4 separate regions of the Homo sapiens genome follow, and regions 2, 3 and 4 are each linked to region 1. A link is a loop called in an ENCODE intact Hi-C map of the cell type or tissue named here. Cell type or tissue: PC-9. All regions are shown on one strand. Region 1 overlaps AHCYL2 (adenosylhomocysteinase like 2). Region 2 overlaps STRIP2 (striatin interacting protein 2). Region 3 overlaps NRF1 (nuclear respiratory factor 1). Region 4 holds the start of STRIP2 (striatin interacting protein 2).

Region 1 (8,000 bases):
TTCACCATGTTGGCCAGGCTGGTATCAAACTCCTGGCCTTAAGTGATCCACCCGCCTCGGCCTCCCAAAGTGCTGGGATTACAGGCATGAGCTGTCATGCCTGGCCTATTTTATTTTTAATCTTGTTTCTCTAAAAGTCATTTTCTTCTGTGGTTTAACACTATCATGAAGGTTGTCATCTTCTATTTATTTAATAAATCATTACATAGAGAAAATAGGCTGGGCACGGTGGCTCATGTCTGTAATCCCAGCACTTTGGGAGGCCAAGGTGGGAGGATCACTTGAGGTGAACTCCTGGGAGTTCAAGACAAGCCTGAGCAACACAGTGAGACCGCTATCTCTACAAAAAATTCAAAAATGTGCCAGGTGTGGTGGTGCACACCTGTAGTCTCAGCTACTCAGGAGGTTGAGGTGGCAGGATCACTTGAGCCTGGGAGTTCAAGCAATGATCACATCACTGCACCTCAGCCTGGATGACATAGTGAGACCCTCTTAGGTTAGAATAGAATAGAATAGAATATTAATTTTTTTCTTTTACCTTAAAAACATTTTTTTTAACTTTTTATTATTTTTTAATTTTTGAGACGGAGTCTCACTCTGTCACCCAGGCTGGAGTGCAGTGGCGCGATCTCGGCTCACTGCAACCTCTTCCAAGTTCAAGCAATTCTCCTGCCTCAGCCTCCTGAGTTGCTGGGATTTTAGGCACGGGCCACTGCACCTGGCTAAGTTTTGCATTTTTAGTAGAGACGGGGTTTCACCACATTCACCAGGCTGGTCTCGATCTCCTGACTTCAGGTGATCTGCCCACCTCGGCCTCCCAAAGTGCTGGGATTACAGGCGTGAGCCACTGCGCCCAGCTTCTTTTACCTTTTCTTTTTTAAAATTATTATTGTTACCACACTAGTCTACACTATCAATATAATCTAGTAATTTTCTTATCACTGAAATATTCTAACGGTTGGGCTTCACTCTAGCCATAAAATAGACTTTTGGCCTTAATTTGTTCCTAAAAGTTTCATTATAATGCAGATCAAAATGGATTACAATGGGTGCAGATCGAGCAATGGAAAATGGATTATATATTCCTGCAGAGATAATATAATTAAGGACTAAAACCCTACTAAGGACTTCTCGTCAAATAAGTCATATAGGTGTAGTCAGTAATATAACTAAGCCTCATAAATATAAAACAGTGTTCCAAATTCTATAAAATGGACATAAACATATTGAATACATTGAGTATGCAAGTTGCCCCCAAAGTATAATTAAGAATACGTACAGCATACATAAATTTTAAATTTGGTAATTTCTTAAGCACCTACTATATCGCAGGTATTGTAGGCAAATCAAAGTAGGCTAAGCCCCTGAAGAGCCTGGAGACTAACAAGGGGTAGCACACATACATAGGAACTATAATTTGAGGAATGGTGAGAATAGTGATATAGCCAAAGAACAATATTAGATGAAGGGGAGATTCCTTTTTTAAGGTCAGGTTTCATGGTAGAACTATCATTCCTTTAAATATTTGAAAAAGTGAAGATAATGGAAGTGAAGGCAGAAACGAATGCATTTTGATTTGAGAAAATGACATGAGCAAAGGCATTGAGGTAGGAAAGAACACAGCATGATAATAACATAATTAAGAGCTACCATTAATTAACTCCTTAGAGTATGTACCCTTTTAAAATCCTTGCATCAGTCCTGTTAGGTAGGTAGCTCTTATTATTTCCACCATACAAATTGGAAATTGGAGTTATATAGAGAGGTCAAGTAAGTGGCAGAGGCAGGATTCTAACCTAACTCTGTCTGATTCCAAAACCAGTGTTCATGGTCACCATACTGTGTAGTCTTTACATTCAAGAAGTAGCAGATAATACAGTTTACCTGGAGGATAGAGTATATATATATATATATGGGTATGAAGTGGATTGTCTTCTGGGAAAGGATTTGTAGAGGGTTAAGAGGCAGTGAAAATGAACAGAAAGGGATAGATGAAAGGTTTGGTGGAGGAGGGCACAGAAATAATATCCAAGTGATTGTTCTGGGGACTGTGGGAAAAGGGGGAAATCAAAGGTGCCTGAGGTTTCATATATGGTTGCCTGAGGACAGTGGCATCACAAACACAAAAAGTGAGGAGAAGAAAGTGTTGTTTGGAGGGGGGCGGGAAAGGAAAGACAGCAATAATGTTGATTGTAGATGTGTTGCATTTAAAGCACAGATGAAATACACCATTGGCAATTTAGGTAACAGATGTGACTTCTCATTTTAAGAAGTCCTCTGGGTTTAAAGGAAGACAGAGGACAATAATTAGAGGTTGCTAGGAGCTAAGACTTTATCAGAGTTGACACTCTGACTTCAGTGGGCCTTATTTTCCCTGCATCTCATCACCCTGTGTCCTGACATCACTCAAGTCGCCTCAACTCCATAGCTCCTCTATGACCACAGCTTCCTTTACTTCTACCTCTGCTGTTCTTATTTCGCCTGCTCTCCACCCTCCCTGTGATCCCTTGATACGTCTGAATGCACCTGGTTCAACAGTCCCTGTTTTCACCTGCCTTTCTCTCCAGTCAAACCTCTGGCCATTCATTTGAATTCTGCCCTCTCTGGCATCTTACAGTACCTCTTCCATAGATATTACCTTCCTCTCCTCCATTCCAAATCCAAAGGACCATTCTCTTAAGTAATGAAGGCCTTACAGGGTGATGAACTGTGAACCCCAAACATCTGAGACAGGTCTCGGTTAATTTAGAAAGTATTTTGCCAAGGTTGGCCAGGCGTGCTGGCTCATGCCTGTAGTCCCAGCACTTTGGGAGGCTGAGGCAGGTGGATCACCTGAGGTCAGGAGTTTGAGACCAGCCTCAACATGGCGAAACCCTGTCTACTAAAAATACAAAGTTAGCCGGGCGTGGTGGTGCATGCCTGTAATCCCAGCTACTCGGGAGGCTGAGGCAGGAGAATTGCTTGAACCTGGGAGGCAGAGGTTGCGGTGAGCCGAGATCACGCCATTGCACTCCAGCCTGGGCAACAAGAGCAAAACTCTGTCTCAAAAAAAAAAAAAAAAGTTTATAGAAAGTTTATTTTGCCAAGATTGAGGATGTGCACTCATGACACAGCCTCAGGAGGTCCTGATGACATGTGCCCAAGGTGGTCAGAACACAGTTTGGTTTTATACATTTTAAGGGGACATGAGACATCAATCAACATATGTATGATGAACACTGGTTCAGTTTGGAAAGGCGAGACATCTGGAAGCAGGGAGGGGGCTTCCAGGTCATGGGTAGATAAGAGACAAATGGTTGCATTCTTTTGAGTTTTTGATTGGCCTCTTCAAAGTAGGCAATCAGATGTGCATTTATCTCAGTGAGCAGAGGGGTGATTTTGAATAGAATCGGAGGCAGGTTTGCCCTAAGCAGTTCCAGCTTGACTTTTCCCTTTGGCTTAGTGATTTTGGGGGCCCAAGATGTTTTCCTTTCACAGAGCCTATAATCATAATTATAATATTGTCACTGTTAGCTGTAGAGAAACTATCCTCTTCAATGGGAATTAACACTGTAAAGAGTCCTGGTCCTTAAAGGGACCAAAGCAGGCATATCTTGTTAGGCTTCCTTTGTGCCTGAAACCTGTGGTACTCTTATTGGATAATATACTCTAGGAATGAACTAAGCAGGTGAGATAGGCTAGCTTACCTTTTTTCTAGTTATGTCTTATTTCCAAAATTCTGAAGTGTGCAGCAAGGAGGGAGTTGGTATGGAGAGATAAAGCAGAAACAACTTCGGAGGTCCTTTAAGGTGATAGTGTACAGGGCTACTGCACTGGCATCCTGTTTCTTCCTGAAACCAGATCTGTGTGTAAAATCCAGCATTGGTTAGGGACTTTGAGGCAGCACTAGTCTTGGTTGGAAACCCTGGCTGTCCTCTAAACCTACACTGTGGTGGCTTCTGACTAGCCTCAGTGAAGTCACTTTGCAATCAGCACCTGTGTGTCTGTAGCTGCGGGCCCTGAGGCCTTCGTGTATGTAGCACAGGGAGCCAGCAGAGGGAGCTGTCGTCCCAGAACTTTCTTAGAGCTGCTAAGAAATTCTGATTTTGAAAAAGATCTTCCTAGGCTCCATCCGAACCTCCCATGCAATAAGACTCTAACTTGAGATATGCGAGAGTTTGGTGCCAGACCCCTGGTGTGAGCAGATGGGGAGCTTCTGCATAGCTGTTTAAACTTGAAAGCCCTAGGAGCTCTTGATTTCAAGGAAACGCCTGTTTACTGATCCAAATCAAGCAACTCTTGAGAAATGGGAGTGCCTTCCTGACCTCAGTCTTTATTGATCTTGGTATCCGCACCTCCAGTGACGTGTCCTGAAGGGTGGGAGAGAATTCACAAGTGCCTCACACACAGGGAAAGAAGGAAGTCCAACTATTGCTGCAGAAAGTCCCCACTGGGGAGGTGCGGGTAGAGTGTTTGGGTAGCATTAAAACAGTGAGTGCCCTGTGAGAAGCACAGTGCCTGGGTGCAGCACTTTGCATCAGCTCTGATTTTGAAATCAGACACAGAAGGCTTTGAAGCCGGCCAGTAAGGGGTTGTCAGGCAGTTGACTAATGCTCTTGATTTGAATCGGAGGCTGCTGTGAAAAGGGATGCAGCTTCTGCTAGCCACTGTGAACTTCTGAATCTCACTAGGGTTGGGTCTGCTTTGGGGCACTCAGATAACCCCAGTATTTCCAAACCAGCTTTCCCTTTTGCTTCAGGACATATCTTACCCAAGCCTGCACTATGGAGAAGTGGGACGGTAATGAGGGCACCTCAGCTTTTCACATGCCTGAGTGGATGGTGAGTTCACTGGTCGTTTTGTTTCTCCTTCTGTTTCTTGATAATGAGAGGCAACCATTTCTGACGGGTGACAAGGATCACCTCTGAGAAGCTCCTACCAAGATCCGTGGTTGGAAAAACAGTTATTACTCTACGTTCTGATTAGTTCCTAGGTACTAGGTCACCACTGTTTCTTAATTATCCACGAAGCTGGGAAAGGTGTGAGAGTTGCCTGGCCAGGGCTTGTTGCCTGGTCATCTCTGGTGGGCAGGGGCTTTCCTCCGGCTGCTGGTGTGATGTATGGGTTGTGTTTCCTGTGACTGTTTTGCACTTCTGTTTTCAACCTGATGCTTCATTTGTTTCTCTGGGGGTAAAGAAAAAGAACAATGAGGAGAAAAAACAAAAACAGAACTTACAGAAATGGTGCTCTCTGAAGTCTGCAAAGATTGCAAACATTTCTCCCCTCCCTGCCCGTATTTTTCCCTTCAGTCACAACATTTCCCTATTTCCCCCCCAGCTATCCTTTATATATATATTTCTCTATGGCAGGAACTGCAGCTCTCTTGGTACAGTTCTTCAGAATACCATGTTTGCCTGATCAGTAGTTTTACTAAAATGATAATAAGGACTTATTTGTTGATAAGAACTAGCATATAAACCTATTATATTGGATCGAATTTCAACTTTTAAAGACAATAACCATCCTTATGTTTCTAAATAGTTTCTTCTAGATTTAGCCTGATTTCTTACAGCCCACACAGGTTTATGTTTACAGATTTGTGTTTCCCCACTATGGAAAACTAGTTAGACTCTCTAAAACATATTTCAAGTTCTTTTTAGTGTTTATAGAATTATGGATTTGAAGAAATAACTATTGATAATGAGATAGAATATATAGTAGGCCTAACAAAGGCCCCCTGAGGAACTTACATTTCAACTCATTGTTACAACTATTTTTTATTGTTTTGGGGGAGGTTATTGCTGTTCTTCTTAATGTCGTTTCAGAACATTGTGTTCAGGTTTTTTTTTTTTTTTTTTTTGAAATGGAGTCTGGCTCTGTTGTCCAGGCTGGAGTGCAGTGGCGTGATCTCAGCTCACTGCAACCTCCGCTTCCTGGGTTCAAGTGATTCTCCTGTCTCAGCCTCCCAAGTAGCTGGGATTACAGGTGTGCACCACCATACCGGGTAATTTTTGTATTTTTGGTGGAGATGGGGTTTCACCATGTTGGCCAGGCTGGTCTTGAACTCCTGACCGTAGGTGATCCACCCAACTCGGCCTCCCACAGTGCTGGGATTACAGGTGTGAGCCACCACGCTCAGTCTTGTGTTCAATTTTAAAACATTTTGTGGAAAGAAAACCTATCCATCTACAAGCTTATTCCAAGTAACATAGTGTTTTAGAATTAATGGAAGGATTTATGTAATACTTCTGATTGGGTTGAGTTTTTTTGAATTTCTTGCTACTCACTAATAACAAGAAGAGGGAAAAAGAAATTTGGTTTTCTTAAGGGAAGGGCCACGTTAAGGTATCAAACTTTGGTATTTCTATAAAGGAATATTACAGAAGAATTCTACTGAACATTAGTGTGCCAACTCAGAATCAATCAAAGTTTTATAATAATTCTTATTTCTGTCATAGTCCTCACCGTCTTACAAGCTTAGCACATCCCCTCAAAGTTCAGTAGTGGCTCCTGCTGAACTTTCACCCATTTACCTTCTTTCTAGTTAATGTGAATGGGAAGACTGCCCTAAAGGAGTTGGTGTGACCACTGCATAAGGGATATGATCTAGGGCTTCCCAGCTTTTAGAAAACACTCTTTATTTAATAAAACACAGCTCTTTAGTGTTGTGTCTTGGTTGGTAAAAAATAAATAAAAAAATTTGCAGCCGGGTGCGGTGGCTCACGCCTGTAATCCCAGCACTTTGGGGGAGGCCAGGGCGGGCAGATCACGAGGTCAGGAGATCAAGATCATCCTGGCTAACACAGTGAAACCCGGTCTCTACTAAAAATACAAAAAATTAGCCGGGCGTGGTGGCGGGCGCCTATAGTCCCAGCTACTCTGGAGGCTGAGGCAGGAGAATAGCATGAACCCGGGAGGCAGAGCTTACAGTGAGCTGAGATCGCGCCACTGCACTCCAGCCTGGGCGACAGGGTGAGACTCCGTCTCAAAACAAACAAACAAAATAATAATTTAGAAAAGCACAGCTCTGCTCTGTTCTGTTTTTAATAAGGTATTACTCTCACTTAGGAATTTCTCAGCCATTCTCTCTTAAATAGCAGGAAAATACCTTTGCTCAGTATTTTGAACAGCAATAAAAAGGAATAGGGAGGAGCTAGTCTTCAATAACACGATTGTCTCATTTGCTAGCTTTTCTTTGCCAAAGACTTTTGAGGCTTTCTTTCAGATACCACGTAAGTCATTGACTCCTGACTTGGTCTGAAAGTACTTCATTAGGTTGCTACTGATAGCCACTTAGCCAAGAAAGCTAACCTCTGAGCACCCTCTAGTGTATTGCCGATGGATTTCCAGACCTTACTTGTAAAATGTTAAAGTGTCTTTTAATCCCCAAGAAAAAAACCGTTGCTCCAGCTCCCATGTTGGGCCAAAGTTTCAATTTAAAGTTTTAACGAGTGTCTTACTCATGTTCCCATTTACATATTAGTGTAATGAAATTTCCACTGAAACTATCCCTGCCACCAAAGGAAATATGAGAAGTCTCTCAAATCTTCTTTCAGGAGAAAAATTTAGCAGAGAAGGTATATTACAACATCTCCCTTTTGTTAAAAATCACCAGCAAAAAGGGACTTCATATCCCTCAGAGAATAGGACTCACACCACATATAACAGCTGACAGTACTCACATCTCTGATTTCCAGCAGGGAAATAAGCCGGGATGAAGCCTGAAGAACCCCAATCTCAAGAACTGACGAGGTAGACTTTCAAGGTTACGTTCCATCAATCACTGGAAAACTTCTCCTGGAGCCTCTGCTCCTCAGCTGTTTTCATGTGAAGGATTTTCTTAGCCCTGTTCAGACAGCTTTACTGCTGAAAGGTTGGGGAACACTTCCTTTTAAAGACTGTCTTTATTAATGTGTTTTACTTCCCCTGAGAGATCTTTAGTCCCTTCTGGTAGTAACCTCGACTGACATGCATGGAGATCAGCAATAACTTTTTCTGTGTTTCAACATTTTAATATTTCC
Region 2 (8,000 bases), 110 kb after region 1:
TCCATTTGGTTCAGTTTGGAGTTGGAAGAGTGGTAGCAACAGACTACACCTTTTGCTAAGGTTGGCCTGAACAAGATGATCCTCTTATGCACCATCTGTAAGTTTTACTTTTGAATGATCTCTGAGAACTTGGAGATCACAGCTCATTATTGCAGAATTTTCTCATGGCTCTTAACAATCTAGATGTTCTAGATACTTGTAAATTAATTTTATGCCCCCTTAGGCTAGATTTCAATTCACTAAGAGAATGGAACAAATCTATCTTTGATTTCCCACCCCCATTTCCTGGTCGCCGGCAACTACTTTGCCATAGGGCTTTGTCAGTGGGAGGTGGGTGGATAGGTGGATGAGCCAGCCAAGAATGTTCATCCTAATGGAGCAGTACAGAACTGGCAACCCTGGGAAAATCCAATAGAGTGAATCAAGATGATGAACAACATTACAGGTAGTTTGACACTGCCCTCTCCCAAGCTGACCCTTCTCCTCTCCTACCCTGGTCCCCCAGGTTATCTTGGACAAAGGTAAACATTTCTGGCCAAATAAATTGTTGCCTTTTACTTGTATAGAAGTTTTGACTTTTAAAATGTAGAGACAGGTTCATTATAGCAGTGTGAACTTGTCGTCGTCAAAGCCACTGCTTTGCCAACATCCTTTATCCATTTCCAGCTGCACTAGTTCAGATAGGTTGGTGTTCAAAACCTCATGGAACATCAGAACCAGAAGGGGCATTAGAGATTAGCTAGTCCAGATTCTGTATTGTGTCAGTGAAGAAGGGAGAAGAGGAAAGAGACAGCTGTCATTTATTTTGTAACTATGTCCTTGTCATAATGCAATGCCTTATTTCCCCTCCTAACTCATGCCTGCTTCCCTGGGCTCACTACAGAGCTGTAGCTTGCAGTCCCCCACTGTCAGCTATTACCATTCTTGAGTTACTAGATTAGCCTTTCTATAGGAAACTGCCCCTGTCTCAAGCTTCCTTTAGGAGTGGCTTCTGTAATCATTCCCCAGAGCTCCCAGCTTTCAGAAAGATCTGGTGAGAGACACAGGAGGATCATTTCATCCTCCCATCCTCAGATTGTTATCCAGTGGGATGGGTTTGGGCAGTGTCTGTGGGAGCAGTTATATTCACACATACAGTTAAATGCAGAAACACAAATGCACTCAAGTTTACATGTTCCTTTAAAGAAGCAAGGAGTGCTAAGAAAAGAGGCTCTCTTTCTGCTTTCTTTTGCATCTACCAGATGGGTGCCAGCCTCAAAGAACTCATTGGTTCCTCTCATGACAGGAAAGGAGACTGGAGCTAGAGTTGCCTGGCACCAGAGCCCTCATTTCAGCTGAGGTCACTAAGCAATTTGGGAAATGGATAGGGGCTGCTGGAGAGAAATAACTCCTGCCCTTTCCAGATACAGCCAATTCCTGCTGTTGCCATTTACCTAAAGCCTGTCCTTATCTCTGCATCTTACAGCATCTCAGTCCTGGATTATCCTTGCTGTACCATCCAGGATTTGCCGGAGCTTACTACTGAAAGTCTGGTAAGCAGATGGGGATTTGGTAGCCTTTGAAATTGCTAGGTAGCACAGGTTGGCATTTGCTCTTTCATTTCTTCTCCAACCCCTTAATGCCCTGGTTTGAGAGTCTCAGATCAATGAAGGTATATTGGCAAGAGCAGAGATGCAGCAGGGGTTTAGAGTTGCTGACCCAGTTGAGAAAGATTTGGAAAAGTTTAGCGTAGCATTTTTCAGAGAAGAGGAAACAGCCAGTGAAAAACACTAAGGAGGAAAAGGAATTTAGAAACATAATGGGACCGAAATTGAGCGTGAATATCTATGCTAAATGCAGGACAATCTCTTCTGGTCTAGCACAAATAATTATCTGTCTTCTTTCTGCTGTGCTACAGGGAGTTCACTTCTTATTTTCATATAGGTAATAAAACCTAGCAAGCAATGTGTACTTGAGAAAATACTTTGTCTAAGTCTCTCGGAGGCAAAAGTCTATATAGCCACAAAAGGATAGCCCAGAAAGTTTCTCATCTTGAAAACAGCTCTAGGCAAATCAGAAAAGTCACTCACGGTTATTCTTAATTCCATGAAACTGACTGAACAACAGCCATACTGAAGATGAGGTATCTACCTCATCATGTATTGCCATAGCTCCTTAGATAAGCCACAATCCATACCTCCAGCCTGTTGCATTGTAATTATGCATTTGTGTCTGTTTCTTAATTTGACTGTAGAATCCTTGAATGAAGAGGTAGTATAATCATTTTTATATCCTTAGAGTCTAGCACTTTGTCTGGTACATTGAAGAGCTCAATAAATGTCAAATGATTGAATCATGGCATGCACCAATGGTTACTACAACCCTTTGTCCTCCAATTGTAATTCCTGCAAAATGTTGAGTCAGAAAAGTATATTATGCAAAAATAGAATGACAATCTCTGTGGTACAGGTTTTATAGAACCATGGGATTCTTGGCTGGAGGGGACTTAAGAGCCATTTGATCCAACCCCCTTATTTCAAAGATGAGAAACCTGAAGGCCCAGTGAATGAAGTGACTTGTCATGGTTTACTCCTCATAGGTGACAGAGCCTGAATCAGACATGAGTCAAAAGACCCATGTCCTGAGACACCAACCTAGCACCCTTTTTTACCACTGGGATAGAGAGATTCCCTGGTCTTATTTAGATGTGGCCTCAGCAGCCAAAGAAGTTGGAAGCTTTTTATTCCTACAGAGAAGTAATAAATTGTCTAACCCTCTCTATGTTATTTATGATGCTATTCAGTCTTTTTTCAAGTTTTTTATTAAAAAAAATTTTTTTTACCCACACTACAGAGATGTAGCTATTAAATCGTTAAAACAACTCTATGAGGTTAGTATTACTATTTTATAGATGGAGAAGTTAAATAGCTACCAGTTGAAAGTGGAAGTCAGGGTAGAGAGACATGTATCCCCTGCCATTCAGAGTTGGAATGAAGAATACATTTTCCACAGAAACAGTGGTACACAGTAGCATTAAAATTCTGCTATTAGTAGGGCATTTCAGAAGATAAAGTCAACTTTTATGGCCTGAATTTATTTCTTCCTATAATGTGTTTTTTATTTTCAGTTCCAACCCCATTGGTTCATATATAGGAATTGATAGGAACCACACTTTCACATCTCTCCCAATTGACCTTTGGGATATGTGCATAAAATTACTGAAATGAAGTGAACATAATAATTTATTATGTTTTCTAAGAAGATTTTAATATTATTCAGAGTGAAAGCATGTATTTATTCTTCCTGAAAAATAGTCATGCTAAGTATTTTACTACTTTGTGTGAAGCAATAGTGGCACCTGGTGGTTTCATTTAGTAACCACAGACTTTTTGTTTTGCTTGAATTTTGAATGAGCCCAGTCATGGGCTGCAATAACTAGTGAGTCTATTCCACATAGGTCCTCAGTATGGTTTATCTAAACTGGTGACTTCTGTGCTCAGAAAAACACTAATGTTCATATGAGTAAGATATATCTGTTTTTTTCAGGCTTAACAAATTGCAAGCACAGAAAATGTACTGGCTATTTGAATATATAGAATTTTCTTTTCTTTTCCTTTTTTTTTTTTTTTTTTTTTTTTTTTTGAGACAGAGTCTTGTGCTGTCACCCAGGCTGGAATGCAGTGGTGTGATCTCAGCTCACTGAAACCTCTGCCTCGTGAGTCCAAGTGATTTTCCTGCCTCAGCCTTCTGAGTAGCGGGGACTACAGGCACGTGCCACCATGCCCAGCTAATTTTTGTATTTTTAGTAGAGACAGGCTTTCATCATGTTGGCCAGGCTGGTCTCGAACTCCTGGTCTCAGATGATCCACCTGCCTCAGCCTCCCAAAGTGCTGGGATTATAGGCATGAGCCACAACGAATGGCTATAGGATTTTCTTTAAGTAACTTTTGAAGTTTTTTTCCTGATATTAAAATAAATATACGTATTGCAGAAAACTGGAGAAACAGAAAAGTATGAGGAAGAAAAATACTCTTATGCCACCTACATATAGCCACTGTTAATATTTTGCTGCAATTATATATATATTCACTCATATATAAACACATTAACAAAACTAAGACTTTATACATAGATATTTCATTTGACAGCAAAATTTAAATGTTCACAATATCATTTTATTAAACATTCTAGAGGACAATTTTTTTCTTTCTTTTTTGAAGACAGGGTCTTGCTTTGTCACCCAGGCTGGAGTGCAGTGCACTCGGCCTGAAGCACGGCCCATCGCAGCCTCAAGCTCCTGGGCTGAAGTGATCCTCCCACCTTCCCAAGTAGCTGGGTGTAGGTGGGACCACAGACATGCTACCATGCCAGGCTAATTTTTGTATTTTTTGTAGAGACGGGGTCTTTGTGTTGCCCAAGCTGATCTTGAACTCCTGGGCTCAAGCAATCTGCCCTCCTTGGCCTCCCAAATTGCTGGGATTACAGGTGTCAGCCACCATGCCCAGCTGAGGACATAATTTTAATTTCTTTAAATTTTTTATTTATTTTTTATTTTTATTTATTTATTTTTTTTGAGATGGAGTCTCGCTCTGTCGGCCAGGCTGGAGTGCAGTGGCGCCATCTTGGCTCACTGCAACCTCTGCCTCCCGGGTTCAAGCGATTCTTCTGCCTCAGCCTTCCGAGTAGCTGGGATTACAGGCACATGCCACCACGCCTGGCTAATTTTTTGTATTTTTAGTAGAGACAGTGTTGTACTGTGTTAGCCAGGATGGTCTCAATTTCCTGACCTGGTGATCCGCCCACCTCAGCCTCCCAAAGTGTTGGGATTACAGGCGTGAGCCACTGCACGCAGCCCAGGACATAATTTTTAATAGTTACACATAATATTCCACTATTTAGTTTCAAAAAGGATTCTGTGCTGTTGACATTTATTTATGTTTTCCTTGTGTAACTCCAAAACAAACATCCTTGCATGCAAATCTTTTATTTTTTTTTTTTGAGACAGGGTCTCGAAGTTGCTCAGGCTTGAGTGCAGTGGTGTGATCACAGCTCACTGCAGTCTTGACCTCCCAGGGTCAAATGATCCTTCCACCTCAGCCACCCAAGTAGCTAGGACTACAGGCACATGCCACTATGCTTGGCTAATTTTTAAATTAAAAAAAAATTTTTTTAGAGATAAAATCTCCCTAGAGACAGAATCTCCCTATTTTGTCCAGACTGGTCTCAAATTCTTGGGCTTAGTGATCCTCCTGCCTTGGCCTCTCAAAGTGCTGGGATTACAGGTGTGAGCCACAATGCCCAGCTGCACATGAATCTTTGATTATTTCCTTTAGATTCCTAGAAGTGGAATTATTGGGCTGAAGTAGTCTTTTTTTTTGAGACAGTCGCCCAGACTGGAGTGCAGTGGCGCAATCTCTGCTCACTGCAGCCTCCACCTCCCAGGTTCAAGCGATTCTCCTGCCTCAACCTCCCAAGTAGCTGGGATTACAGGTGTGTGCCATTACTGCCCAGCTAATTTTTGTACTTTTTAGTGGAAGCAGAGTTTCACCATGTTGGCCAGGCTGGTCTTGAACTCCTGACCACAAATGATCCACCTGCCTCAGCCTCCCAAAGTGCTGGGATTATAGGCCTGAGCCACCGCTGGGCTGAGGTAGTCTTGATTTATATTTTTTCAGTTTTCTGAATTTGAACTGAATTCATTTCAACTTTATATGAAACTCTAAACAGCATGATGAACATGAAATAAAGGTGAGCTAATGGCATATTAATTTCTGAAGTATTCCCATTTTGTCAAACTAATTAGCTCTTAGATAGGCCATCTTCACCAATATACTAAGTAGTTTCCCCTCCCACCTGGTACAGGAAGTTTAAAAATTTGTGTATCTCCAAATGTCGGTATTCATATTCAATCCACTAAACTAGGAAAAAATTGAAATAAAATTCCAAACTTAAATGAAGGATGGTGAACGTATGATTATGTGGAAGTTAAGTGTGGTCTTTGAAAGGAGGTTGCTGGAGAAGGCAGTGGATGTGGGCTCAGTATGTATTTTGCAATGCTTAGCATCTGAATGGTTGTTGAGAGCAGTGGTATGAAATGTAGGCTGTGCAAGGAAATGCTTTGGGGGATGGAAAATATTAAATATTTTATATGTATTATATTGATATCTTTTTATTTTTTTATTTTTTATTTATTTTTTTTATTGATCATTCTTGGGTGTTTCTCGCAGAGGGGGATTTGGCAGGGTCACAGGACAACAGTGGAGGGAAGGTCAGCAGACAAACAAGTGAACAAAGGTCTCTGGTTTTCTAGGCAGAGGACCCTGGGGCCTTCCGCAGTGTTTGTATCCCTGGGTACTTGAGATTAGGGAGTGGTGATGACTCTTTTTTTTTCTTTTTTTTTTTTTTCTTTTTATTTTTTTTTATTGATCATTCTTGGGTGTTTCTCGCATAGGGGGATTTGGCAGGGTCATAGGACAATAGTGGAGGGAAGTTCAGCAGATAAACAAGTGAACAAAGGTCTCTGGTTTTCCTAGGCAGAGGACCCTGCGGCCTACCGCAGTGTTTGTGTCCCTGGGTACTTGAGATTAGGGAGTGGTGATGACTCTTAACGAGCATGCTGCCTTCAAGCATCTGTTTAACAAAGCACATCTTGCACCGCCCTTAATCCATTTAACCCTGAGTGGACACAGCACATGTTTCAGAGAGCACCGGGTTGGGGGCAAGGTCATAGATCAACAGCATCCCAAGGCAGAAGAATTTCTCCTAGTACAGAACGAAATGGAGTCTCCCATGCCCGCCTCTTTCTACACAGACACAGCAACAATCTGATTTCCCCATCTTTTCCCCACATTTCCCCCCTCTCTATTGGACAAAACCGCCATCGTCGTCATGGCCCGCTCCCAATGAGCTGTTGGGTACACCTCCCAGAGGGGGTGGCGGCCGGGCAGAGGGGCTCCCCACTTCCCAGAAGGGGTGGCCAGGCAGAGGTGCCCCCCTCCTCCCGGACGGGGCGGCTGGCCGGGCGGGGGCTGCCCCCCACCTCCCTCCCGGACGGGGCGGCTGGCCGGGCGGGGGCTGCCCCCCACCTCCCTCCCGGGCGGGGCGGCTGCCGGGCAGAGACGCTCCTCACTTCCCAGATGCGGCGGCTGCCGGGCGGAGGGGCTCCTCACTTCTCAGACGGGGCGGCTGCCGGGCGGAGGGGCTCCTCACTTCTCAGACGGGGCGGCTGCCGGGCGGAGGGGCTCCTCACTTCTCAGACGGGGCGGCTGCCGGGCGGAGGGGCTCCTCACTTCTCAGATGGGGCGGCTGCCGGGCGGAGGGGCTCCTCACTTCTCAGATGGGGCGGCCAGGCAGAGACGCTCCTCAGCTCCCAGACAGGGTCGCGGCCGGGCAGAGGCACTCCTCACATCCCAGACGGGGCGGAGGGGCAGAGGTGCTCCCCACATCTCACGATGGGCGGCCGGGCAGAGACGCTCCTCACTTCCTAGACTGGATGGCGGCCGGGAAGAGGCACTCCTCACTTCCCAGACTGGGCAGCCGGGCAGAGGGGCTCCTTGCATCCCAGACGATGGGCAGCCGGGCAGAGACGCTCTTCACTTCCCAGACGGGGTGGCGGCCGGGCAGAGGCTGCAATCTCGGCACTTTGGGAGGCCAAGGCAGGCGGCTGGGAGGTGGAGGTTGTAGCTAGCCGAGATCACGCCACTGCACTCCAGCCTGGGCAACATTGAGCACTGAGTGAACGAGACTCCGTCTGCAATCCCGGCACCTCGGGAGACCGAGGCTGGCAGATCACTCGCGGTTAGGAGCTGGAGACCAGCCCGGCCAACACAGCGAAACCCCGTCTCCACCAAAAAAATACGAAAACCAGTCAGGCGTGGCGGCGCGCGCCTGCAATCGCAGGCACTCGGCAGGCTGAGGCAGGAGAATCAGGCAGGGAGGTTGCAGTGAGCGGAGATGGCAGCAGTACAGTCCAGCTTCCGCTCGGCATCAGAGGGAGACCGTGGAAAGAGGGAGAGGGAGAC
Region 3 (8,000 bases), 280 kb after region 1:
TCAAGGCTGCAGTGAGCCATGATTGCACCACTGCACTCCAGCCTAGGTGATTGAGTGAGACCCTGTCTCTTAAAAGACAAAACCCAAATTTACCGTACCCCCAGTAAAACCCAAATTTTGGCTTGAAGATTAATTAATTAATAGCTTAATTATTAAGCTATTAATACATAATAGCTTGCATTAGCAGTTAAGGAGCCCAAGCAAATAATGAGTGGAGACTGTGCTCGGGTACAAAGGGTGGGACTCTGATGGAGCAGCTGGAACACTTGATTGAGAAGCAGGAGATAGGGGTTCAAGTTTTGGATTTGCCACCAATTAGAGATGTGACTTTGGGTAACTCACTGGGTCTTTCTTGGTCACAATTTGGAAAATGAGAACATCAAACTAGTCTCCAAAGTCTTAAGCATTTTAGGTTTGCCTCTGGTTAAAGGAATGCTCTGTGGACAGTTGGATTTGACCAGTTATCAAGGTAAGATTATATCTTTGGGAACCAAAGTAAACAGTTCCAGATTTTTCAGCCAGTCTTCATCAGGGTGTTATTTGTACATCCTAACAAATCACAGAGCCGTGGAGACCTTATGATGAATAACCATAAGCCTCCTGGCTCTTCCCTTTTCTTGCCATCCCAGTCCTACTATCCAGAGACAGCCTTTAAAAACTTTTTCACTATTTCTGTTTTTAGCTTCACTTGTGGTTACTTCCATAAGCCTTAATAATGTGTTTAGACTTCTGTTCCTTGATTTATCAACTTTAGATGATACCTGTGAAGTTTTTGATGTGAAAAATGAGAATTTAACTCACTTTTTTACCCCTGTCATTATTTGATATTTATATTACTTTGAAAGTCATTTATTAATTATCTTTATAATTTTAAATGATAAACTTTAATTTTTTGATCCATCAACTTCCTGTAGGGCCTCTTAACTTGCCATTTTGGAAAATGGGATTGTAAATACCCCCTTCACGTCCCTCTTTTTATATTCTACCTTCTGATACCTGTACTCAACTTGCATATTGTCTAGGTTATAAAAGGTTAATATTTTTATTCTGTCTTCCATTCACCACCAAGTATTGTGTGCTTTCCTTTATATTTAGATTGCTGTTTTTATTGCATTCGCTTTCTCTGCCTGCTGTGAACATATGCAGAATCATAAGTGTACGATTACTCAAAATGTTTATGTCTTTTAAAAGCTAAGGAAATAATTTGGTATGTGCTTAAAGACTCAGCTTATTTTATTTTTATTTATTTATTTTTTTGAAATGGAATCTCGCTTTGTCACCCAGGCTGGAGTGCAGTGGTGTGATCTCGGCTCTCTGCAACTTCCACATCCCGGGTTCAAGCGATTCTACTGCCTCAGCCTCCCGAGTAGTTGGGACTACAGGTGCGTGCCACCACGCCCAGCTAATTTTTTGTATTTTTAGTAGAGATGGAGTTTCACCATGTTAGCCAGGATGGTCTCGATCTCCTGACCTTGTGATCCACCCGCCTCAGCCTCCCAAAGTGCTGAGATTACAGGTGTGAGCCACCGCACCCAGCCTAGCTTATTTTATTTTTTGAGACAGAGCCTCATTCTGTTGCCTAGGCTGGAGTGCAGTGGCACAACCTCGGCTCACTGCAACCTCCGCCTCCCAGGTTCCAGCAATTCTCCTGCCTCAGCCTCCCTAGTAGCTGGGATTACAGGCACTCGCCACCATGCCCAGCTAATTTTTTGTATTTTTTTTTAGTAGAGACAGGGTTTCACCCAGTTGGCCAGGCTGGTCTTGAACTCCTGACCTCAAGTTATATGCCCGCCTCAGCCTCCCAAAGTGCTGTGATTACAGACGTGAGCCACCGCGCCCAGCCAAGACTCAGCTTATTAAACCATTTATTTACTCATTATTCAAGAGATATTTATTGAATACTAGTTATCATTAACAGTGCTATTTATAATAGTGAGAAATTGGAAATAACCTAAATGACTTCAGAGGATTGGTAAACTAAACTACTGTATGTTCTTACAGGGAATGCTCTGTAGACATTTAAAAAAGATACAAAAATGTTAATAACATGGAATATTTTAATCTATATTAAGTGAAAAAATATTTGTAATACAGTATATACAATATAGGCTCATTTTTGTTTAAAAACAATGAAACAAAACCAACTGTATAAGAAACTAGCAGGGGAAATGCTGGAAGCATATACATAAAATAGTTAACTTGGTAATGTAGCTATCTCAGGTTACAGTGATTTGTGTTTATTTTTAATTCCCCTATATTTTCTCAGTTACCCCCAAAGAACACAAGTCACTTCTAAAAGAATACATTCTTTAAAAAATTTTTTTTTTTTTTTTTTTAAATGAGATAGGGTCCCATTGTTTTCCAGGCTGGAGTACAGTGGTGCAATCTCAAGTCACTGCAACTTCTGCCTCCTGGGCTCACTCCATCCTCCCACCTTAGCCTCCCAAGTAGCTGGGACTACAGGCATGCACTACCACACGCAGCTGGTTTTTGTATTTTTAGTAGAGATGGGGTTTCACCATTTCACCCAGGCTGAGAATACACTTTTTAAACTTAGAGATACAAAATTAGAATTGCCAGTCATAGGTTTTCTTGGAATACACATGCTACAATAATGTAGGAGTACCTGATAAGAATTCAGTAAATATTTGTTGAATGAAGGAGAGAATGATTGAATAGCAGAGATTCCTAGGTCTGTGGTATTGGCACTTAAATACTTTCATAATTTTATCCAGAAACAAATCCTTAGTTCAGTTATTTCAGAAGAAAAATCATGAATTGAGCTGTCCTGCAGAAGCTAGGAAATAGCTTTAACTGGCTGTTGGTTGTGTAGTGACAGATCCAGCAGAATTGAGCCCGCCACTGAAGCAGCCAGGCAACAATGCTGTTTCACAGTATGCAGGATCTGAATAAAAGTGTCCTTTGTGCTTATTTGAGACTGGGGGGCGGGACTTGTGGCAATTTACGTTATTTTTCCATAATGGAAATTGAGGCAGCCTCTAATCCTGCTATCACACATGGCAACTACTTATTTGATTTTTGGTAATTTGGGAGCAGCTGTGGACAAACAATTATTCTGCAAAAAGAGCCATGCCAGCTGCATTCTGACCCAGTTGCAAATGCTTGGGTAGACCAAACTTCCTATTCACCATCTTTCTAAACCAGGGATAGCTTTAACAACTCACCTGCTTTTTATTGATATGTGTAGCTTCTGGTAAGCGTCTACATATTTGAGAATGCACTCTCTAATGCTTTTTTATTGTTGTCACCAACCTTCACTAGGCACCTACTTCATTCAGGCAGTGTGCCAGACACAGGGTTGTAAGCTACAAGATGTTATACAGTGTGGATAGACTGCTTTCATTTTGACAGGTGGGTCAGCATTAGCTTTATTTTTAGTAGACTAAATGGCAGTGTAAAGAAAGAATCTGGTGTGGAGGCAGTTGGGAGCTGTGTTCCTTTGGTCCCCAGACTCCCCCTGAATCTGCTGTCTGCGCGTTCATTGATGTCCCCTTGCTATGCCATGTGCTTTCACAAGCCGTTGCTGCTGCCTGCAGTGCCCTTTTTTTCATTCTGGAGCCTGACGAGCTTCTGACTGTAGACTCTGTCATTTCCTTCAGGATGCCTGCCCCATGTCCTTGCAGTTTTGTCTTCTCTGTGCTCCCTTAACCCTTAGCAAATATCACTAGAATAGGATTTGTTTTTTAAATGGCGAAAGCCTACTTACTTAACTGTATTAATTCAGTCTTTCAGTATACACTTATTTATTTTTTAAGCTCTTATAACCCAGGGGCTTAGAGAGATGTTTCAGTAAAGAAACATAGGAAATTAGGTAGGTAGGGTCATCTATAATGAGTAAAAAGACAGCGTACTTTTGACTGTGAACGTCTGTAGGGCAAGGACAAAACGCTGACAATCTTTATTTCTGTCTCTATAGTGCTGAATTATCACAAGGGACAAATGGCCTGAATAATTGTATGAACCCACTCTATTAGAAATTACCTTCACACTGATAGATAATGGCCTGTGATAAGAAGCAAGTCAAAACTTTTTAGAATGTAGAACTGCACTGTTCAATATAGTAGCCACAAGCCACATATGGCCATTTAATATTAATTAAAATTAAACATTTAATTCCTTATGATCTCATGTGGTCAGTAGTCCACATGTCCAGCTACAGTTTTGGACAGCACACATTTAGAATATTTCCATCATTGCAGAAAGTTCTACCAGACAGTGCTAATCCAGAACCTATAAGAGAGTTGACATATTTTAAGCATTTGATGAAGTACATTGACTTAACTCTTCTCTATGGAAAGATGTTCCGGCAAGCCAAAATTCCCCATGCTGTCTTTACATTTTTTCCTTTGCTTGTGGCACCCTCTAGTGTTCTAGTAATACATAGTCTATTTATAATTTGAATAGAAGAAGATTGGAATATTTTGGAGAATTCTGTATGTGTAGCATTTTTCTAGGGAGGAGCTCTGTAGCTTTCACCCATCCCCAAGAAAGTTTATGATTCAAAAACGATTAAGAACTCTATGATAGAGGTATTTGTATGGTCAAAATTCCTAATGTGATCTGTAAACATTATTTCACCCAGTGTAAAAAAAAAAAAAAAAATCATGTAACTGTCCCTTCAACATTTCTTTGCTGTCCTCATCTTTGTACATGGAATAAGAATAAGTTACACTTATATAGCACTCACTATATACCATGTCCCCTTAAGCCCTTTTTCAAATAGTAATTCATTTTGTCCCCAGTAATTCTATGAAGTAGATTCTGTTATTTTCCTTCATTTGACAGATGTTACAACTAAGACAGAAAAAGTCAAATGAAACTTCTCCAAGTTGCTAGTAAGTGGCAGAGCAAGAAATGGAATACAGTATTCTGGTTCCAGAGTTTGTACCACCCCGCCGGAGAAGTGAGGATGTGTTTAAGTAGGCATGAGGTAGAATGGAGAGGAGACTCTCCAGACACTTGTACATGCTGAGCCCAGTTGTATAATAAGAAAAAAGAATGGTAACTCTAAATCGCTCTTTCCCATGCTGGAAATGATAGCCATTACCCACCACTGATTTTCAGTAGGTCTACGCAGTCCGCTAGGGAGTTAGGATGGTAGATAAAGGTCAAAGGTACCATTGCTACCACATTTTCTTTGGTTTCCAAAAACCTGATCTATTCATCGAGTAATATGACAAATTATTTTCTGTTTGTCAGTGTTATTTCTATGAAGAGACAGTATAGTACTATGATGTTGATTTTGAGGTTTGCAGGAATGTTAGACTTAAAGAGTAGGTCAGATAGACTCACAAACATAAGTTTGTGTTGATATCACCTACTTTCCTGTCTATGCTCCCTTCTCACTTCTAAGTGTCCCATTTCTGTCTGTGTGAAGCATTTTATTTTTATGTATTTATGTATTCTGAGATACAGTTTCACTTTGTTGCCCAGGCTGGAGTGCAGTGGCATCATCTCAACTCACTGCAGCCTCCGCCTCCCGGGTTCAAGCGATTCTCCTGCCTCAGCCTCCCGAGCAGCTGGGACTACAGGCGTGTACCACCACACCCGGCTGATTTTTGTATTTTTAGTAGAGACAGGGTTTCATCATGTTGGCCAGGCTGGTCTTGAACTTCTGACCTCAGCTGATCCACCTGCCTCCCAAGGTGTTAGGATTACAGGCGTGAGCCACCGCGCCAGGCCTGTGAGACATTTTATACTCTATAGCTTAGCATCTTTTTAATGATTCATTAAATTTGAGATTCATCAGTGTCTGAAAACAGAAACTCTAATTGTAGTCTTGTAAAAATGGGCTTCATTTTTTACATCACTTCTTTATTGAGGGTATGAGAATCCCGGATTGCTGCTTACCAGCACTGTATGAGTAATTTTGAATGCAAGTATGTATTTTCTTCTTTAAGTATTAATCGGGGCCTAGAAAACCATGTGTGGCATTTCAGATAATTTAATTCTGGGAACTGGGTACACAGGTGTTACAAGATGAAAGAGCACAAAAGACACTGGGGTAATCCAGATAGGAAGCACTACCACCCCTAGGTTTGGGGGAACAGAAGAGAAGAACCTGGAAGCTCAGAGAGGTCCTCCTGCAGCTGGTAATCTGATCTCCTAGTGGAATGCCATTCAGCTGGTACTCAACCACCAGGAGAGAAGAGGCACAGCTGGAGTTGGGAGGTGCAACACTCCTCTTGCTGGAGCAATGCTGATATTATAACAATGAAAACAGCAAAGAAATCCCTTCTTCTCTCCCCTTCCAGTCTCCCTAGGCAAAACCTAACAGGATACTGGCAGTAAAGTCTGGAAAACATGGTTGGCAGGCTCAGCCCCAGAGCGAGGAATAGTGCAACTCTGACAAGAATAGAAGACAGGGCTTGGAAGTGAGACGGAGAGAGAGAGATAAACAGCAAGCATAACCTTGTAGGAGAGTTACAGAAACTGTAACTGCCTGGGTGTAGCTTTAGTTATTAAAATGTGCAGCTGATTACCCACAATCATTTATCAAAGAGCACATTATGATAGATCTATTCATAGAGACTTTATGGACCCGAGCCCTGACTTCAGTGAGCTTACAGTATTTTCTTTTCTTTTTTTCTTCGAGATGGAGTCGCACCCTGTCGCCCAGGCTGGAGAATGCAGTGGCGCGATCTTGGCTCACTGCAACCTCCGCCTCCCGGGTTCAAGCAATTCTCCTGCCTCAGTCTCCAGAGTAGCTGGGATTACAGTCATGTGCCACCATGTCCGGCTAATTTTTTGTATCTTTAGTAGAGACGGGGTTTTACCATGTTGGCCCGGCTGACTCCAGACCTCGCGATCTGCCCGCCTCTGGCCTCTCGGGATTACGGGCATGAGCCACCATGCCTGGCGCTTACAGTATTTTCATAAAATCATCCACTCATCCCTAAGTCATTATGAAGTTGTGTGGTAAAGCTTTTTTTTCTTTTCTTGCTTTTTTTTTTTTTTTTGAGACAGAGTCTCGCTGTGTTGCCCAGGCTGGAGTGCAGTGGTGCGATCTTTGCTCACTGCAACCTCCGACTCCCAGGTTTAAGTGATTCTCCTGTCTCAGCCTCCAGAATAGCTGGAATTAAAGCCACCACCCCTGGCTAATTTTTGTATTTTTAGTAGAGATAGGGTTTCACCATGTTGGTCAGGCTAGTCTCAAACTTCTGACCTCGCGATCCCCCAGCCTTGGCCTCCCAAAGTGCTGGGATTACAGGCGTGAGCCACCACGCCCAGCCCAAAGCTTATTTTTCTTAAGCATTATATAAAAGCATCATTGTTAACTGGATTATCGTGTTATTAGTATTAAGGAATATTTACAAAGTTAACCTATTGGTATGAAAAATATTTGATTAGTCATACAATTTTGTTAGTTTTAGATGCCGCAAATTAGGAGTTTGTCTTCCTCAAGGCAAGGCCACTTCTAAACTTGAACTGTGCTGTTCTCAGTTCTTAACGTAAGAAGGGAGCTTTATTTATCTAGTGACAGTTTGCTCTAACATGTCATTTAATTTTAATTTTCAAAAGGATCAGTTTGGAAGACTATATCATAGCTATTTGTTTTTAAAGCTCATTTTGTTAAAAGTCAAAGTAATACATTCATATAATAAAAGATGAAATAGAAGGACTTACAATAAAAATCAATAGTCTTTTGCCACTCTTTCCCCATCCCGAGTCCCACTTTTCAGAGACAATTAGCTGTTTTTTGTTTATAGTTTAACTGTTTTGTTTATAGTATCATCAAACAGTAATGCCTCCATAACTCTAAATAATATGTCTATACCACTATTTCTTGATTTATCAAATGGGCATTATTGACTTTTTTTTTTTTTTTTTTTTTTTGAGAAGGAGTCTCGCTCTGTCGCCCAGGCTGGAGTGCAGTGGCACAATCTCGGCTCACTGCAAGCTCCGCCTCCCGGGTTCACGCCATTCTCCTGCCTCTGCCTCCCGAGTAGCTGGGACTACAGGTGCCCGCCACCACGCCC
Region 4 (8,000 bases), 66 kb after region 1:
TTACCTTAGATGCATCCTGGTTATCTGGAAGCATGGGAAAGAAGGCTACTTATCTCTTTGTATGTGGCTCCAGTCTGTGAGGATACATAACATTTTCTCTACAATGAATCTGTGCTAATATTTTGCCTTCTTTCTTTCTTTTCTTTTCACCCTTAGAGACAGGGTTTCACTATGTTGCCCAGGCTGGTCTCAAACTCCTGGGCTCAAGCAATCCTCCTGCCTCAGCTTCCTGAGTAGCTGGAACCACAGGTGTGTGCTACCGTGCCTGGCACTTTTTTGCCTTCTTAATGGAGATATTCAGTTTTCTTTTTTTCATTTAAACAAAGAAAAAAAATGTATCTACTCTACCTTCCCTCTGCTCTCCTCCCTCCCTATCCTACTTGCCCATATGAGCACGGCTCCCCATGGCCACATACTCCTGCAAAGCTTTTATGCTGCTTCGCTTTTCTCTAAACAGATCTGATATTGCTGCTCCTGTGGTTTTCTCAAAATTAACTTTGCCGTGGTTTTTAAAAAGGAATCAAAATGCATTGTTGCATTAAGCTTTTTCAATAAAGGAAAATTACGGAAGGAAAATAGGCAACACCAGCAAATTATATGTGGACAGGTTCTAAACTCTATATATACATATATATATATATATCTATATATCTATATACGTAATCATCTAGTTCTGTCATCTTACTGAAAGGAATAACACTTCTAAAGATCACCATTTCTGAGAAGTTCTTGGAAATCTTTATGTCTAAGTGATTGTATTAGATCAGCAATAATGACTATGTAATCTCAAAAAACAAATAAAATATTCTTAACATGGACTCTTAAGGGTATTTCTTGTTTCTGTGAACTAGAAATTCAGAGATGAGAGAGATCTCTGGGCAACAAACTAGAGATCCTGCTGTAGGGCAAGGATGTGAAAATGTTACCAATGGGCATGTTTGACCTTAGGATGTGAAAATGTTACCAATAGGCATGTTTGACCTTAGTTAATAAATATCATGTTCCCCTCCTACCAGCCAGCATACACGCGCATCCTGGCTGTGTGTGTAAAGAACCTGTCTTCTCAGAACCACCACCCTGGGGAGTCGAGGACTGTAGGCTTAACTCAGAGAAACTAAACCATAGTTCTAGGTCCCTGACTCCCTTTTAGTTGAAAAATGCAGGAAATCAGCATCCCCCAGTTTGGGACCAAAGGACCTTGATAACTAGGACCTGATTATATCCAGCCAAAGGGAAGAAAGAAGTGCATCAGGCAGAGATTTGTCTCTAAATCAAGTTGCCTGATTTAACCAAAGGATAATCCAATTGCCTATTCTTTCTCAACTGCCAGTAGGGTAACCATCTTTGGGTAGCTTTCTGATAGCCACCTTCTTTAGTTGACTACCTAAACTAGTTCTGCATCCTGTATGCAAGATGTTTTCTTTTCATAGCAGAATCTTCTGCCACTTTGGCTTCTGATTATTTAGATTAAGGGACACAGGGCTAGAATCGTCTGGGCAGTCAGTAATCCTCAAAATTAGTGCCATTCCAGTTAAGAGGAGGAGAATGCAGCAGCTAGCAATGAAGCCGGTCAGCTCAAAGGATTTGCTCCCCTGCAGTAGGGCTTGACTCCTCATTTGTGAAGGATGGAACCTTGGGTGCCTGGGTCTTTATTTCAGAATCATAGGGTAAGCCCAAGCTATCCACTGCTGCACAAGTTTCTCCACCTCACAATATTGTGCAAAAAAACTTGAACTTTAAAGCAGGCTAGCTTGGGTTTGAATCCCAGCTCTGCCATTTACAAGTTATGTAACTTAGTCAAATTACATAACCACTCACAGCCTCAATTTTCTTGCCTGTGAAATGGATACTGCTTATCTCCTAGGATAAGGATTTAATGAAGCGATATATAAAAAGTGCTGCTTATTTACAGAGCCTGGCACGCACTGCTGACTGCATACACATCATTCCTTGTCTCAATCTAGAGCCCTACAACCTCTGTTGCATCATTACACCCACACCTGCCCTTTATGGAGAGAGGAGGGTGTTCTATCCTTTTTTTACTAAATTATCCTAACTGCCTGATAGCCTCAAAAAGCAGGTACTTTAAAACTTACTGCGTCTTATTAAGCTTTCTCAGTGCCAGGTGCTATCCATTTAGTCAAGTATCTGACCTCTGTGGATTAAAGTGGAGTGCTTATATGGGGAAAAGGGTATATGTGATTCTTGTAACTACACCTATTTATACCTCCAACCCTCTGCTGGCAGCCTGAGTTTTGGGACAAGGGAAATTGGTAATGTAGGTTTTTTAATAACGTCAAATATAACAGCATTGGAGCCATCTCTGCAAGATGGAGAGACTTGACCAGCCTTGACTAGCTCCCAGGTATGGGTGCCTCTGTGGTGAATGGTATTGATGACTATGATGCCTTTGTTGACAAATAAGCTAAAATAAATTGAATGTGTGCCAATTCCATGGCCTGTAGTTTCAAAGTTTTCAGTTACTCTGTGGTTTCTTGTTACATCTTCCAGTTGTTTCCAGATATCTTCCTCCTTATTAGAAATTTTGAACGTCTGGGCCTATAGTGAGCACATAGGTGTCTGATCTTAGTAAAGGTATTCTATTTCGCTGAGATGTGGAAAAGATCATGGATTGAGGTCTCTCCTCGTGTTGACTCTATGCAATCTTCATAGCACCAGTTTTACACATTCCTTCTCTGAAATTAAAGCCAGATGGAGCCTCTAGGCTTAGCAAGTGGCTTTAGATAGCCACCAGAGGGGACTTGCAAGCTGTCCTCTATCCTACTCCCAAGATCAGTCTGCCCTTTCCCCTAGGAATAGGCAGGAAAAGAATAAAGCATCAAAACTGGCCACTCCTGTCTGCTACCACTGTTGGGATCCTGCCGATTGATTAGGCTCACAAAAGAATATGAAGTTCTGGGCCTGTTAACCTTAGGGCTCTGACTACTTAGGAGGAGAAGTACTGGGAAGAAGAGAGATAGAATAATGAATTCTTTCTATTAAGAAATCCCAATGGGCTGTGCTGTGGCAGGTTTACCACACTGAAGCAGTGATGAGCAAGGCGTGGGTTGTGAACTTTAAAGCAGGGTGTAAATTTTTAAGAGTTTAACAAATTATACCCTGAAAAAAATCCAAAGTCAAGTAGTTCAGGCCTTGAGCCAGGGACTTTCTTGGAAATTCATATCAATTCAGTTCTGTAAACGCCACACTCCCCACCCCCCACACCCAGCCCCCCGCCCCGAGACATTTTTGGTTGTCGCACTAGCGGGAGGATACTACTGGCATCTAGTGAAGAGAGGCCAGGTATTCTGCTAAGCATCCTACGATGCACAGGACAGCCCCCTACAATAAATATTCAGCCCCAATTGTCAATAGTACAGAGACTGTGAAACGCTGCGTTAAACGTACATAAATTAGGGGCATACAAAAATGAGCTAAATTTGGTCTTACTCGCTAGGAGCCTATATGTGGGTGGGGAGAGGAGTGGGACTGGAAGAGGAAAAGGAAGATGTGAAGGTACAGTAAGGAGATATTGGACCAGGGTGAGAAAACCCAAAAAGCTCCAAAGAGTGCTCTCAAACTTGCCTTGTTCTGTCGCCTATGAACTGGCAAAGGGAAAAGTGAGAGAGAGAGAGAGATGTTAAGAAAGGGACAGGGTTGTCCCTAAGGTATGGGAAGGTGGAGTAATTCCTCTAGGCCCTTTGCTTTGGGTATATCGTGGAAAATGTTAGGATTTTGGATCTAGGCAGAACTGGTTTGACACCAACACAACCTGAATGAGTTGAGGGCTAAAAGGAAAGCTTTGTGGAGGAGGAGGAGGTGACAACTAACTAGAATCTTTATGAGAGAAAAGGAATCAACCAGGAGAACAGAAGACAGTCTCCTCCAGAGAACAGCATAGGCAAGACCCTGAGACAAGATAGAATATGATACCTTGGAAACCGCAGGGAGGAATCTGCAAGTGCCGGTTTCTTCATCAGTAACATTGGATTCGTAAAAACACCCTGTCGGGGAGAGGTATGATGTGATATTTGGAAAGCGCTTACTGCAGTGCCTGGCACCAAGCTCAGTTCAACAATCCCCCAGACCCTTCCTAAAGCAACCAGGCTGGGGACAGCGATTTGGTCCCACCTGTTCCCCTGAGCCTACGTCTTTGGGGCTTCTATTACCAAGCCAGACTGTCTAAATATTTACTACAAGCTACTTTTTAAATTCAGGAGAGGGCAGATCAAACAGCCTCTTTTGCCCCCAGTAACAATGAGCCCTTAGGAAGCATCTAAGAGAGAGGAAGGAAAGAAAGGACTGGCGAGCAGGTGAGGGTGGGGGCTTGCTCTACCCTCAACATTTACACACCATGAGGAAGAGGCCCCCTACAGCAGAGAAGGGCAGATGACAGGAGCAGCCCTCGAGGGCACCACCAATTTCAGTGATGGAAAAACTCCCCCATCCCACCCTTAGACCTCCAGTCTCCCAGCCAAGCCCTAGCTCCGGGCGAGATGCGTTCTCTTCAGAAAAACGCTGAGAATTCTCAGCTTCCAGAGACAGCGAGTCCCTCGTTTCGGGCGATGTCCCTGGCCACCTGGCGGTGCCATCCCTCCCCTGAGACTAAGCGGGATATGGGACGTGTGCAGGAGCCGGGATATGGGGGGCCGGGTCGGTGGTAACAGGGAAACGGAGACTGCTGTGGAGCAGTAGGCGGAGACTAGAGCTCCGGAAAAGGTCGCTACAGGGACGGGGGTGAGAGCTGAGAGACACCGAGTGAGGAGCACAGAGATAACCCGCCTGATCTCAAGGCCCAGCTTTCGCGAGGTGTGGAGCCTGTAGCTAACCTAGGAGTCTCCGTCCGCCAGCAATGCCGCAGGACTAAAAAGATCCCCTCAAAAATCTCTTCATTGAGCCCCCACCTCCTCGAGTCCCGCTCCGGCCGGTCGAGCAGCCAATCGCCTCGCGGGGCGGGGTTGCGGCGAGCTGCCGTAACCAATAGAGGTGGAGGGGGCGGGGCCTGGCTCCCGGCGCGCGGCGGTAGGGTCGCCTCCGGCAAAGCGAGCTGAACCCTGAGGGGAGCCGCTGACCAGCAGCATGGAGGACCCCGCCGCGCCTGGGACCGGGGGCCCGCCCGCAAATGGCAATGGCAACGGCGGCGGCAAAGGGAAGCAGGCGGCGCCCAAGGGCCGCGAAGCGTTCCGAAGCCAGCGGCGGGAGTCAGAGGTGAGGAGCCCGGAAAGCTTCGGCTGGGGCCCGGAGACGCCCGCCGGCGGGAAGCGGCGGCTGAGGTGATTCGGCCTCGGCCCCGGAGCCCTCGGCGCGCTCGATCAGCCCCGCGCAGTGGGCGCCTGCGGGGTCCTAGCGGCTGAACTCTGGGCTCTTTGGCCCGGACCAGTGTCCGCCCGTCTCCTGCCGCGGGTTGGGGGCTTTCTAGCCCTCTGGCTTTCCCCCGCTGCGCGAAGATGAGCGCGGTATTGAGCGGACCAGATACTTTCCAAATATTTATCTCACTTAATCGCTGCAGCCCCCTGAAGCAGAAATTCCGATCCCAGTTTATAGACGGGGGAACAGGAGCGGAGAGGTTAAGTGACTGGCTTGAGGGGTGGGAGGCTGGAGCTCAGCCGCAGGAAAGCAGGATTGGCGAGTGGGGCAACCGCAGTCCCCCTCCCAGGCTGCCTGCGGCGGGCCCCTGGGCCAGCCGAGGGACTTCTGCCCGTTCCCTGCCCGTCCCCTTCCCCCCGTAAGTCTTAGGCCGTTTCGGGAGCGCCTTCCGCGGACATCAGGCCCCTGCCTGTGAGGGCTGAGCGAGACGGGATTCAGGCAGGGGCAGTCCTGGAGTGGCTATCTGGAGGGAGCAGTCGCAGGATACAGATAGGAGTGTGAATATTTCGATCTCTTCCTCCTCTCCTGAAAAAAGAAACCCTATCTATGAAGATGAAAGCGTTGAATTATTATCACTTCCCTATCCCCTCATTGAGGCAGTTCCCATCAGTTGGATCTGAGCGGGGATCAGAATAGACGACAAAATATCAGATGTGGCAGGGTCTGCAGATATCATCTGGTATAACCCTTTCATTTTACAGACCTAAAAAAAAGAGGAGTGACTTGCCCAAGATCAGACATCTGGCATAGTTGGTGGTCAAGAACACCAGACTTTGGAGTAGTCAGACCAGGTTTTGACTCCTAGCCCTATCATTTACTACCTGTGTGATTTTCGGCACATTACGGAACCTCTCTGAGCTCCAGTTTCTTCATCTGTAAGATGAGATTAACACTGCCTACCTCAGAAGGTTGTGATAAAGTCAAAATGAGATAATTGACTATAAAATGTTTGGCACAGTGCAGGCACAATGCATGTAATTAGTCAGTACATAGTAACTCTTAGTATATTGCTATCATCATCATCATCATCATCATCAAGTGGCAGAGCTGGTACTAGAAACCAGGTTTTTGGCATCCCAGACCTTGCCTTACCATTTGAATAGCATTTCAGTTTCCAAAGTGATTTCATGTATGCTTTACATTTTGATGTAGGTAGAGTAGGAGGAATCCATTCATTTTTTTTCAAGGTAGAAATGGAGATGAAAAGACTGGCCCAAAGTCACCACCTTGCAGAGGCAGAGAGCTCAGCCCTCCTGTCTTGCTAGATGATACCCGCCACATCATCTCCCTCCCTACTTCAAGATGAGTCTGGTCTTTTAGGGCACCCTGTACCTCCTTCCCCCACAGAGACATTGTTCTCGTTCAAATGTTTTTTTGGGGAGATGAGCCATTCATTAATTCAACAATTATTTATCGAGGACTTTCTGCCAGCCACTGTTTTAGGTGCCAGGGATATATCAGTGAACAAGATAGGGTCTTCGCCCATGGGGAGACAAATTGTGAGTAAATAAATAAAATAATTTCAGAATGATATGTTCTATGGGGGGAATAAAAGTCTCTGCCTGGGTCTCCCTTCTAAAGTTGCAATCTGTTCCCCACCTGTCAAGTCTTCTTCAGGCAAAGGCTCTGAGAGTACAGTCCTTTGCTTTTGCCAGTACTTTGCAGTGTCCAGAGACTCGAAAGCTTTCCACCTGCACCGCGGTTTACCTGCTGATTGTCTGCAGCTGCACTCTTCATGCCTGGAAATGAACAACTGCTGCGATCATCTCTATCTGGGCTCATTGCCTGCCAAAAGCCTGGCTGGAAAGATTAGCTTTCCTCTACCTTCTGCTGCAGCAGGACTCCTTTTACCTGCCAGTACATCCCCTATTACCACAGTACCCAGGTGCCAGATCTGCTTTTCTTCTCTCCCTCTTTTTGCTTTCCTGTGGAAGGCAGTCCTTAGAGGAGATGGGATTTTTTTCCTCTCTAGGGCTTTTAGAAAATCACTAGAAGAGAATTACTGTGGCACAAGTCAAGAGAGCCTCATCGTGTATCACTGTTTATGGAAGCACTGTTGACCTACCTTCTCCCACTGGCTTAGTGTGTGAACATCCCAACCTAAAAAGGAAGCTAAAGAATAATTGTTTGCTTAATAAGAAGAGTCTTAACCTAATAAAAGGATTCACCTCAGACCTCTTTTAGCCAGATCTGGTTTATTGATCTCAAACTCCTTGACAAAGTTTTAACTGGTCTGTGGTAAAATGAGGAAAATTCAGGTCATCGAAGTGAGTTTTTCTAAAAATTTAGTTCAATATATTAAATTTAAGAATGTATACAATTTAAAACAGTGTTTTTCAAACTGCTATAGGGGGCAACCTGTTAATTGAGGCTAAAATTTTTATTTTAAGAAATAAAGCCAGCATGATGGCTCATGCCTATTATCCCAGCACTTTGGGAGACTGAGGCAGGTGGGTAGCTTCAGCCAGGAATTCGAGACAAGCCTGGGAAATGTAGGCAGACCCCATCTCTACAAATAAATAAAAAATAAAAAAGATTTAGCCAGGCATGATGGTGCGCGCCTGTTGTCCCAGCTGCTCAGGAGGCTGAATCACTTAAGTCTAGGAGGTTGAGGCCGCAGTGAGCTGTGATCA

What was found. Peaks named below come from ENCODE experiments on the same cell type or tissue, not always from the same donor. Only the 100,000 strongest peaks of a DNase experiment are listed, where the experiment ranks them.
Region 2: it touches region 1 in a loop (14-fold over the local background); 101 of 110 quality-filtered maps call a loop at or near these places.
Region 3: a loop joins it to region 1, with 9 times the contacts of the local background. A loop is called at or near these places in 69 of 110 quality-filtered maps.
Region 4: it touches region 1 in a loop (13-fold over the local background); 10 of 110 quality-filtered maps call a loop at or near these places.

Annotation. Positions count from the first base shown.
Region 1 is chr7:129,363,732-129,371,731 of GRCh38, forward strand. All of the region lies in intron 1 of AHCYL2 (adenosylhomocysteinase like 2), which reads left to right. LOC107986847 (a long non-coding RNA gene) reads right to left here. Exons shown (of 3, transcript XR_007060518.1): 2 at 7,662-8,000; 3 at 4,293-5,163. Among named protein-coding and RNA genes, the nearest start is that of STRIP2, 67 kb to the right of the region's middle. In PC-9, CTCF peaks have their summits at 4,034 (motif pointing right) and 4,239; a DNase peak (open chromatin) is centred at 4,360; H3K4me3 peaks cover 2,916 bases; H3K27ac peaks cover 3,315 bases.
Region 2 is chr7:129,469,184-129,477,183 of GRCh38, forward strand. STRIP2 (striatin interacting protein 2) reads left to right here. Exons shown (of 21, transcript NM_020704.3): 18 at 1,466-1,532. Among named protein-coding and RNA genes, the nearest start is that of SMKR1, 29 kb to the right of the region's middle. RefSeq lists an enhancer at 656-1,195. In PC-9, a CTCF peak has its summit at 3,326 (motif pointing left); DNase peaks (open chromatin) are centred at 2,498 and 3,358; H3K27ac peaks cover 2,466 bases.
Region 3 is chr7:129,640,441-129,648,440 of GRCh38, forward strand. The region is part of intron 1 of NRF1 (nuclear respiratory factor 1); the gene reads left to right. Among named protein-coding and RNA genes, the nearest start is that of NRF1, 33 kb to the left of the region's middle. In PC-9, a CTCF peak has its summit at 4,364 (motif pointing left); DNase peaks (open chromatin) are centred at 4,381 and 7,371; H3K27ac peaks cover 1,140 bases.
Region 4 is chr7:129,429,394-129,437,393 of GRCh38, forward strand. It overlaps AHCYL2 (adenosylhomocysteinase like 2), which reads left to right. Exons shown (of 17, transcript NM_015328.4): 17 at 1-818. STRIP2 (striatin interacting protein 2) reads left to right here and starts at 5,039. Exons shown (of 21, transcript NM_020704.3): 1 at 5,039-5,208. The coding sequence starts at 5,080. RefSeq lists a silencer at 4,919-5,398. In PC-9, no CTCF peak of the experiment used is centred here; a DNase peak (open chromatin) is centred at 4,948; H3K4me3 peaks cover 3,405 bases; H3K27ac peaks cover 998 bases.